Regions from separate parts of the Homo sapiens genome. Here region 2 is linked to region 1. The links are chromatin loops, found by intact Hi-C in ENCODE. Cell type or tissue: PC-9. All regions are shown on one strand. Each heading gives the region's core, and the rest is flanking DNA. Links, peaks and the distances in the headings are about the cores only. Region 1 overlaps MVK (mevalonate kinase). Region 2 overlaps KCTD10 (potassium channel tetramerization domain containing 10).

Region 1 (4,383 bases), core at 263-4,262:
AGATCAGCCTGGCCAACACAGCAAAAACCCATCTCTACTAAAAATACAAACATTAGCCAGGCGTGGTGGCAGGCGCCTGTAATCCCAGCTACTCGGGAGGCTGAGGTAGGAGAATCGCTTGAACCCAGGAGGCAGAGGTTGCAGTGAGCTGAGATCGTGCCACAGCACTCCAGCCTGGGGGACAAGAGCGAAACTCCATCTCAAAAAAACAAAACTAGGCTGACTGCTTACTCCATAACTCTGCCACTGAGCCACATCATTCTCAGAGGTCAGAAAACCACCTTTAGCTTCTGCTGTTTCATGAGGAAGGGAATCTGCAGAAAGGAAACAAAAGCTGAGAGAAAAGAGTGGGGAAGTGGGGTTGATCATTTTGTCTTGTTCCATACTCATGTGTTTTGGGTCTGTTCATTTAAACTGTTTGTGAGCCCACACCTGGTCCATGGAAGGCAGTGAGGCCACGTGCTTGGGAGAGATCCAGACATGGTTGGGACGAGCCTGGCCCCTCCAGGGGTCTCTGGGGCTCCTGGGATTTGAATTCATAATGATCGTGCTTTGGATCTACTTGCAGGGCCCTGGGAAAGAGTCACACCTCTGCCCGTTCTTCTTAAAGGCAGGCTTGGTTCAGGTGTGGACGCTTATGCAGAGGTCTGTTATAGTGGCAGTTGCCACCTGCTGCTTGTGGACACCTTGCCATCATTAGACACACATGCAGCTAGCCTCTGAGGAGGGTGGGGGTTCCAATTCTCCAGGGAAGGATAATGAGGCTCAGAGAGGTTAGATAACAGGCCCAGAGTCACTCAGCTAGTAAGAGGCAATGCAGGGGCCAGGTGCGGTGGCTCATGCCTGTAATCCCAGCACTTTGGGAGGCCAAAGCGGGCGTTCGAGACCAGCCTGTCCAATATGGTGAAACCCCGTCTCTACTAAAAAATACAAAAATTAGCTGGGCGTGCTGGTGTGCACCTGTTGTCCCAGCTGCTCGGGAGGCTGAGGCAGGAGAATTGCTTGAACCCGGGAGAAAGTGAGCTGAGATTGCACCACTGCACTCCAGCCTGGGTGACAGAGTGAGACTCCGTCTCAAAAAAAAAGAAAAAAAAAGAGGCAAAGTAGGACCACGGGAGTCCAAAGCCCAGGCTGTTTTGACTGCGCCAGGTGGGCTTCAGAGGGAAGGGCGCACACTTGGCACGCTCCGTAGCTGGAGAGGTTCAGAGTGGACTTGTTCTTTCTGAGCTCAAGGGCCCAAGCTCCTATGCCCCTTGGCCTGCCCAGCACAGCCCCAGGTGACCCCTCCCCAGCCCCACTCCTCACTGCCACAGTAAAGATGAACATCTGTGTCTTCAGGTGGACCAAGGAGGATTTGGAGCTAATTAACAAGTGGGCCTTCCAAGGGGAGAGAATGATTCACGGGAACCCCTCCGGAGTGGACAATGCTGTCAGCACCTGGGGTAGGTGTGGCCTCAGGTTTATTTTATTGTTGTTATTTTAAAAATTCTTATTACAATGGTAGGTGCCCAAGAGTCTGTGCTGGTTTGGGAGGAATCGAATCAATGGATTCTGGAAAAAATAGCATTTTCCTATTTTGGGGGGAATGGGGAGAAATCTTGGGGCCCTGTCTCACACCCCCTGAATCAGAATCTCCGGGGGTGGAACTGGGGCCTGGGAAGCTGCAGCTTCCACGAGCTCCCCAAGAGAGTTGTAGGTTCAGGATGCAGAGCCGTTGCCGTGGAGTTTGCACACCATCCAGGTGGCCTCCCCTCTGGCAAGAACTCTTGCTTACAGGGCCCAGATGCTGTGTCCTGGGCCCCACCTTCACCATGTGGCTTGTCGGGGGAAGCTGGACAGTCTGGAGGGAGGGGGACCCAGGAATCCAAGGCCTGGCAAGAGCTTCCTGGTGGGGCTTCGGGGACCTTTTGCCCTCCTGCACCTTTTGTAACTGAAGCTGGGCTGACTCATTACTTAGCCTCTTTCCTGAATGGGGCAAAATGAACCCAACCCAAAGTTCAACCTCTCTCCCAAGTAGCACAGATATGTTAGCTTTTCCCACAGCTCTGACCCACTGGTTTTTCTCTTTAGGAGGAGCCCTCCGATACCATCAAGGGAAGATTTCATCCTTAAAGAGGTAACCTGGGGGTGGAGCAGCACATTCAGCCATGGCTGCATTGATGTGTGCAGGGGGCAGAGCTCTGCACCTTTGGGAAGTACCATAGGAGGCAGGTGTCCCTGGCTCTTCATCCCCCAATGTGGCCCTCACAGTGCACTAGCTGCAAGGAAGCAGGGGTGGTGGGGAAGACCTGCTCTCTCCTTCTCCCCTTCAGCTCTTAAATTGCAGAGATATCAGAAAGGGAAAGTCATGCATGGCTGTGCCCGTAGACTCTCAGCTGCTCATTCATTCATTCCTGTATTTGCTTAGTAAACAAGAATCCATTACTTCCTGTGTTCCCGATGATGCTGCACTGGGGCGTAGGAATGGAGAGATGAAGCTTGGGTACAGTTTCCAAGGACTCTCAGTCTGCTTGTGGGGGTGGGGCCAGACACACACAAAAGCCGCCACAGGACAATGTGAGAGTCACCATGATGGAGGCACACAGGGCAGAGGCAGGATGGAAGCGGGAGGGAGGCTTGGGAGGGGCTTGGAGCAGAAGTGACATTTGGAGACTCTCAGCCTGTTTTATGTTTCTGTGTCCCTCCCGCTGGAATCATTGGAATCACAAACGTGCATGTGCGATTTCAGCATTCTCTGTTCTGTTTGCGATTTCAGCATCCTCTGTTCTGTTTGCACCCACGGCAGAATTGTTGGGTGCCTGGAATGAAACGCATGGCAGAGGGGAGCCAGGTGCCTTTTTGACTGTTCCCTAAGCCCTTGATCAAGTTGTGGGGTGGTGTTTGTCCCAGGGCACTTTGCCACCTCCATGGGCCTTTTCGCATCAGTAAGGGTCCTGGGGCTCTCTCCTCTTTACTCAGGGCGGTCTTCATGGATGAGTGGCAGGTCCTGGCCTGCAGCCCCCACCAGCTGGGCCACTCCATTAGTGGCTCAGTAACCTGGCCTGCCACAGCGCCACACCTGGGCCCCCGGCTAGTTCTCTGGGATCTTTCTGTCCCAGCTCAGTCATGCCTCCCTTTCCAAGGCTGTACGTCAGAGTTGTCAGCATTGGCACTATTGAGATTTGGGGCTGGGTTATTCTTTGTGGTGGGGCTGCCCTGTGCATTGTAGCCATCCCCAGCCCCTACCCACTAGATGCCAGTAGCACCCTCAGCGTGGCAATCAAAAACATCTCCAGACATTGCTTAGTGTCCCTTGGGAGGCAGAATCACCCTTGCCGCCGACCTTTGCACTCCGCAGAAGCCAGTAGGAGCGTGGAACAGCTTCCTCGGGTTGCTCCAGCAGTCGTCAGGAGAGCCTCGGGTGCCGAGGTGAAGCTGGTCTGCCACCGCCCCGGATCCATGTGGAACCAGAGCTGGATCATGTGGGGGAGTCTCAAATGCCCGGGCCCCGGCCTGTCTTCAGGAGCCCACGGTCTGATGGGGAAGGCGGTCACTGGAATCGTCAGAGAGAAGACACCTGAAGGGTTGTGAAGCTGCTGTGGGTGACAGTGACAGGCGTCTTAGATCTGGCTGCGAGCCTGGGGAATCATTCATGGAAGTGGTGGCATTTCATTCCTTCAGTGTCTCCTGAGAGCCACTTGTGGCCTAAGCACTGGACTAGGCCCTGGAGCTAGAAAACTGATGAAGACGTGGGCTGGGCACCGAGTGTACGGTCTACTGGGGGCATCAGGAGATGAATGAGGAGGTTTCCAAGGGGGGCGGGCAGGGGAACGGCCAGGGGAATGGCCAGGCGTTGCTGGTGTGCTGGGCGGAGGCGCTGGGTCCACAGGCCTAGGTTTGAGTCCAGCTCTCCCACTTGCCAGCTGGTGCCCTCAGGTGAGTCACTTCTCCCAGACCTCCAGCTCCTTGTTTACTTAGGGGGATCTTGAACATACAATCAGAAGCGGTGGCTCTGAAGTGCTTACCTGTTTGCTGGCCGAGTTCATTCATCCTTTCCACAAGTATCATTAAGCACCTACTGCGTGCTGAGTACTGGGGCCTCCGCAGGGAACAAAACAAAGCCCCGCCTCCGTGGAACTCATACTTTGTTGGGAGAGGAGAAAAAATCAGTTGTCTGTGAGAGCATATCAGGCAGTCTTAAGCACCTTTAGGAAACAAGGCAGGGTCAGAGGCTACAAAGAGAAGGAGGGGTCCGATTGGATGGGGGTTCGGGGGCTGCTGGTGAAGGAACATTGAGCAGAAACCTGAATAAGTCACGCCGCTATGGGGCGGGGCTGGTCCCTGGCAGAGGAAGCGCGGTGCAAAGGTCCTGAGACGAGCACGCTGCCTGCCGTGTGACACAGT
Region 2 (4,383 bases), core at 279-4,278, 120 kb before region 1:
GCGGCTCTCGGGTAAAGGCACCGCCCCGTCTCGAAGGTAGTTGAGTATCGTACCAAAGTGCTTCCCACAGCGGTCAATGAGGATCCAGCCTGCAGAGGGAGGAGGCAGGGGCTGGTTACATGGGCCCTCCTCTTGTGGGAGGCCCTGAGCAGAGCTGGGGTGTCTCTCGGCTCCCTCTACCTCCCAGCGGAGAGCGGGACTGCCTGGAGAATGGCAGCCTCACCTGCCTACCTGCCCACTAAGGGCTGAGGAAGCCCCCACAGCCTCCAGGCCCTACTGGCTGGACACAACCATAACCCCAGGTGACCCTGGTCTGAGGCTCTGTTAGACATCCCGACTCTTGAGGCCCAAAAGTACACTTCTGAAGTACCCTCAAATATCCCTTACACAAGGACATCCAACAGGGGCCTCGTGTACCACACCTGGGTAAAACAGGCCCAAATGGCCACATACCAAGGATAGAAGAAAGCCTTCTGGGTAAAAAATATCTACTTCCTCTTTCCACAAAGCTTCCTTCAAACTGTCACATTAACAGAGCCATTTCTAAGAACGCACAAGTCTCACCCTCGCAGACTGTGACCTCTGACTCCCAAGGCTGAGCCCTAGACACTGACCAGCACCAACACAGGAAGTCCTATCCCACAACTTCCTGCAACAAGCACTTAGTGGCTAGTGAATGACCAAGACAGACCCCACCCTCAGGCAGCTCGGTAAACATGGGGAGACAGAATCAGCTTTTATTGGATATGGAAAAAGGTCCCAAAGCTGACCAAATCCAGGCACTGTGAAACATTCTTGGGGGTGGGGGCCAGGAAGACTCCCTACTCTGCTGCTCAATGTCCTTTCTAATCTTGTCACTGAGCTGACATTCCTCCACCAGAGATCCTGAGGGTTTTCAGAACTCCTCTACTGAAATGCAGTGTCTCTGGGAGTGGTATTTGTAGAAGACAGGACTGGAGCCTAGGAGGAGGAGGTACCAAAAAGGAAGGCAGGAATGGAGCAAAGTCCAAGTATCTCCCAACAGCAAATGTGAAGCTCTAAAAAGAAGCCAGACAGATGAGAGGGTGAAGTCGAGGCCTTCTGACAAGCAGGGTGACCTCAGGCAAGGGGCGTCCCCACGGCTCCTGCCACGCATTACAGGTGGAAAATGCCAGTGCGCAGGGCCGTGAGAAGGCTTCAGTAGGAATCGGTCACTTTATGCTACCACCTTCCTCCCCACTTTGGGAGAAGGGCCAACATTTCCACTCCTAACAACGCTGTGCCCTGTTCCACTCCTAACAATGCTGTGCCCTGTTCCACGTCCTCCTCAGACTGGGCCCTACTGATCCTGGGCCTTGGATCAGTGGCAGAGGCCAGCAAAAGTTGAGAGCAGCAAACGCATCTTTTTCACAATCCAGAGTCTTAAGTCTGCCCGCTTTCCCCTACCCCTTACCTGGCAGGTCCAGTCCCTGCCAAGTGCCCTCTCATGGTTTTAGGGCATAGTTTGGTATTCTTTGCATGAATTGCCAGGAAAGTTTGATAACAGGGCCGTTTCCAGGTTCCCCTGATGAAACAGCTCAGCCTAAAGTTCCTGGGCCTTTTGTTAAAAGAACGGTCTCCACCCTCCAGCGGCTTCCACTTCCTACTTCCGCACTGTTCCAATTTCCTGAGTAGGTGGGAAGAATACCCCAAGTGGGGGGAAATGCAATACAAATGTATAGCCCTGAGTCAACTCCTGGTTTCAGGGAAGAAAGAGGCCTTCCCAGGCATGGTAAATCACATCACCCTGACAGTGACCTGCAAATGTGATCCCACCCCACTTCTTTCTACATCTGAGAAAACAAAATATGGAATTAATATCTTATGCAACCCAGATGCCTCCAGGGCCAGTAAGCACAATAAATGAGTGCAGCTGGGCGGGGCTGAGGCTGGGGCTGACAGGACAGCATCTGCCCTGCCCCCAAGAGAGGCAGGCTCTTCCCACTCCAGCCAAGAGTGGCCAGGCAGGAATGTGGGCCCAAGAGCTGTGAGCTCTGATGTTCCATGCAATGCCAGAAACCCAGATTTTTCTGTGAATTCCCTGATTTTTAAAGGACGGTAAACTAATTAAAACAAAACAAAACTGTCATCAACCCACCACAAGGCAAACAAAACACATCTGCAGTTGAACTGGGCCTGCAGGCTACCAGCTTGAGGCCTCTGTGCTACCCTACACCAAGTAATTTTTTCTCAGAAGGCTGACAAGGCAGGGAAAGACCGTATTATCTTTCTACCAGTTCTTTTTTGAGGGGAGCTCATTCCCTTGCATTTTCCACAAATAAAACAGAGGCTCAGAGAGGTGCAGTGCCATTCCCAAGCAGAGGCAGCAGGACTAGACCACAAAGAAAAAGTAAGGCACTCATAGGAAAACTCCTTTCACCAGAATTGAAAAGATAAATAGAATTCAACTCAGCTGCGCAGGGAAGGAACCTTCCACGTTCTGCCTTTGATGTCTGCAGAACTCAGCTGCTTGGGAAGACCCAGGGCCCTGAAATCAATTATCCAAATGACAGCCCAGAGTTCCCATAAATGAACAGGCAGACCGTGACACTGGGCTCCGGCTCAAGAATGCCGTCAGGAAATGCTTGTGGCGAAAGAATCATACTTTGGACAAATAAGGGCAAGGGAGCCAGGCACACTCTCCAGGAGGTTTCAATCAGCGTTTTGACTTTAAGATACTGTGGTTGCTTTCAAAGCAGGAAGTGATCCCTTTGAAAGTCAGCTCAAATGCCTAGCACGTAGAAAGACAAATGGAAGTCAAGCAGCTCCTCGCATGTGGGGGGTCTCTCTCCTGCTGCCACGGGGCACGAGAGCTATTTAGGAAGGCTGTCCAAAGTCAGGGCAGCCTGGGATCCCAGACCCATTAGGCAAGGCTGGAGAGCAGAACTGACCGGGACCACACTGGGCAGCACTGGACTTGGGCTCCAGGACGTCCTCAGCACAGCACAGCAGTTAAGTGTTGGAAACCCAGCTCTGATACCTTCTTGCTGGATGACATTGGTGCTTCAATTAACCTCTGTCTAGCAGTTTTCTCTTCTACAAACGATCTCACAGGGTTGACATAAAAATATGATGAAAGAACGTACAGAAGGCACACAGCACAATGCTGGGTCTACCAACAGCACTCAAAAGCAGCTATGGGTCTTTAACAATCTCATCTTTCATCATTATTGCTGGAAGCAGAGCAGCAGCGTCCAGAGGCAGCAAGTTCCAGCCCCCAGGATGGAGTTGGTGTTGCTTTCAGGGACCCAAGGGAGGAGAAGGCTGCTCTGGGGGTCAGGAGGATTGGGCCACTAGGCTCCCCTCCTCCCCGCCCCGTGAGCATACCATGTGCTTCCTCTCTCCCTGGATGTCTGACCTCTCCTTTCCCCTCTCCCACCACCTCCAGGGAACCTTCACTGACCTCTCTTTGCCATCCTAAGGTATTTATACTCTATATTTTTGTGGTTCCCAAACACCCCTGATCATAAATGCCACCCAAGGTACTTGTGAAAAATTCAGATTCTAGCAACCTGCCTCATTCCTGATCAGAATCCCTAGGGCAGGGTCTCCAACCTGAGCACTTTGACATTTTGGACCAGATAATTCTTAGTTGTAAGAGGCTGCCCCGCACATTGTAGGGTATTTAGTTGCATCCCTGGCCTCTACTCACTTGACGCCAGGAGCACCATCATCCCCAAGAAACAACAAAAATGTCTCTGGACATTGCTAAATATCCCAAAAAATCACCCATTGGTTTGGGCATCACTGAGGTAGATCAAGGATGTAAGTGTAAAAAAGCGATTTAAACTCTGAGGTTTCCAAAAGCCCCATTAAAAAAGCTCAGACAAGTCAGACTGGGAGAAGATATTTGCAGCACTGGACCCCAAAGAAACAGGATCCAGTATATGAACTTTTGCAAAGTAATAAGAAAAAGGCAAATGTGTAAGTAAGATGCAATCAAGCAGTTAAAAGATTAAACTCAAAAGAGCAATACACATAAAAACATGCTCAACGTACCAGACATTAGGAAATACTGAATAAAACAAGGTACCATATCATACTCACCAGATTTGCAATAATTAAAAGGTTGGACAGTGCCAAGGGTTGGCAAAAATCCAGACTTCTGCAGGGAGTAGAAGTTGCCATAACCACTCCAGAAGGGACTCCTGCAATATCTAAGGAAGTAGAAGATGCTGTCCCAATTCCCCTCCTGGGAATAAACTCTAGGGCTGAGCTCCCAACAGTGGGTAAGATCTTAAAGCCATAGCCCTTGAGATGGCTGGGTGGGATCTAGGGAGTCCAGAGCCCCCTCATTTGCCAAAGTGAAAATATGATTGTCTACGTGCCCCATGATGTGGCAAAGGCTGGGCAGCATCGCACAGA

The links. Hi-C counts contacts between places; a loop is a spot of excess contacts. Peaks named below come from ENCODE experiments on the same cell type or tissue, not always from the same donor. Only the 100,000 strongest peaks of a DNase experiment are listed, where the experiment ranks them.
Region 2: it touches region 1 in a loop (7-fold over the local background); 12 of 110 quality-filtered maps call a loop at or near these places.

The regions. Positions count from the first base shown.
Region 1 is chr12:109,584,684-109,589,066 of GRCh38, forward strand. MVK (mevalonate kinase) reads left to right here. Exons shown (of 11, transcript NM_000431.4): 6 at 1,339-1,442; 7 at 2,071-2,116. Among named protein-coding and RNA genes, the nearest start is that of MVK, 13 kb to the left of the region's middle. In PC-9, for the core only: no CTCF peak of the experiment used is centred there; a DNase peak (open chromatin) is centred at 1,958; H3K27ac peaks cover 1,508 bases.
Region 2 is chr12:109,460,717-109,465,099 of GRCh38, forward strand. It overlaps KCTD10 (potassium channel tetramerization domain containing 10), which reads right to left. Exons shown (of 7, transcript NM_031954.5): 3 at 1-89. Among named protein-coding and RNA genes, the nearest start is that of KCTD10, 14 kb to the right of the region's middle. RefSeq lists enhancers at 1-228, 229-1,035, 1,842-2,648. In PC-9, for the core only: no CTCF peak of the experiment used is centred there; DNase peaks (open chromatin) are centred at 1,865 and 2,645; H3K4me3 peaks cover 1,588 bases; H3K27ac peaks cover 4,000 bases.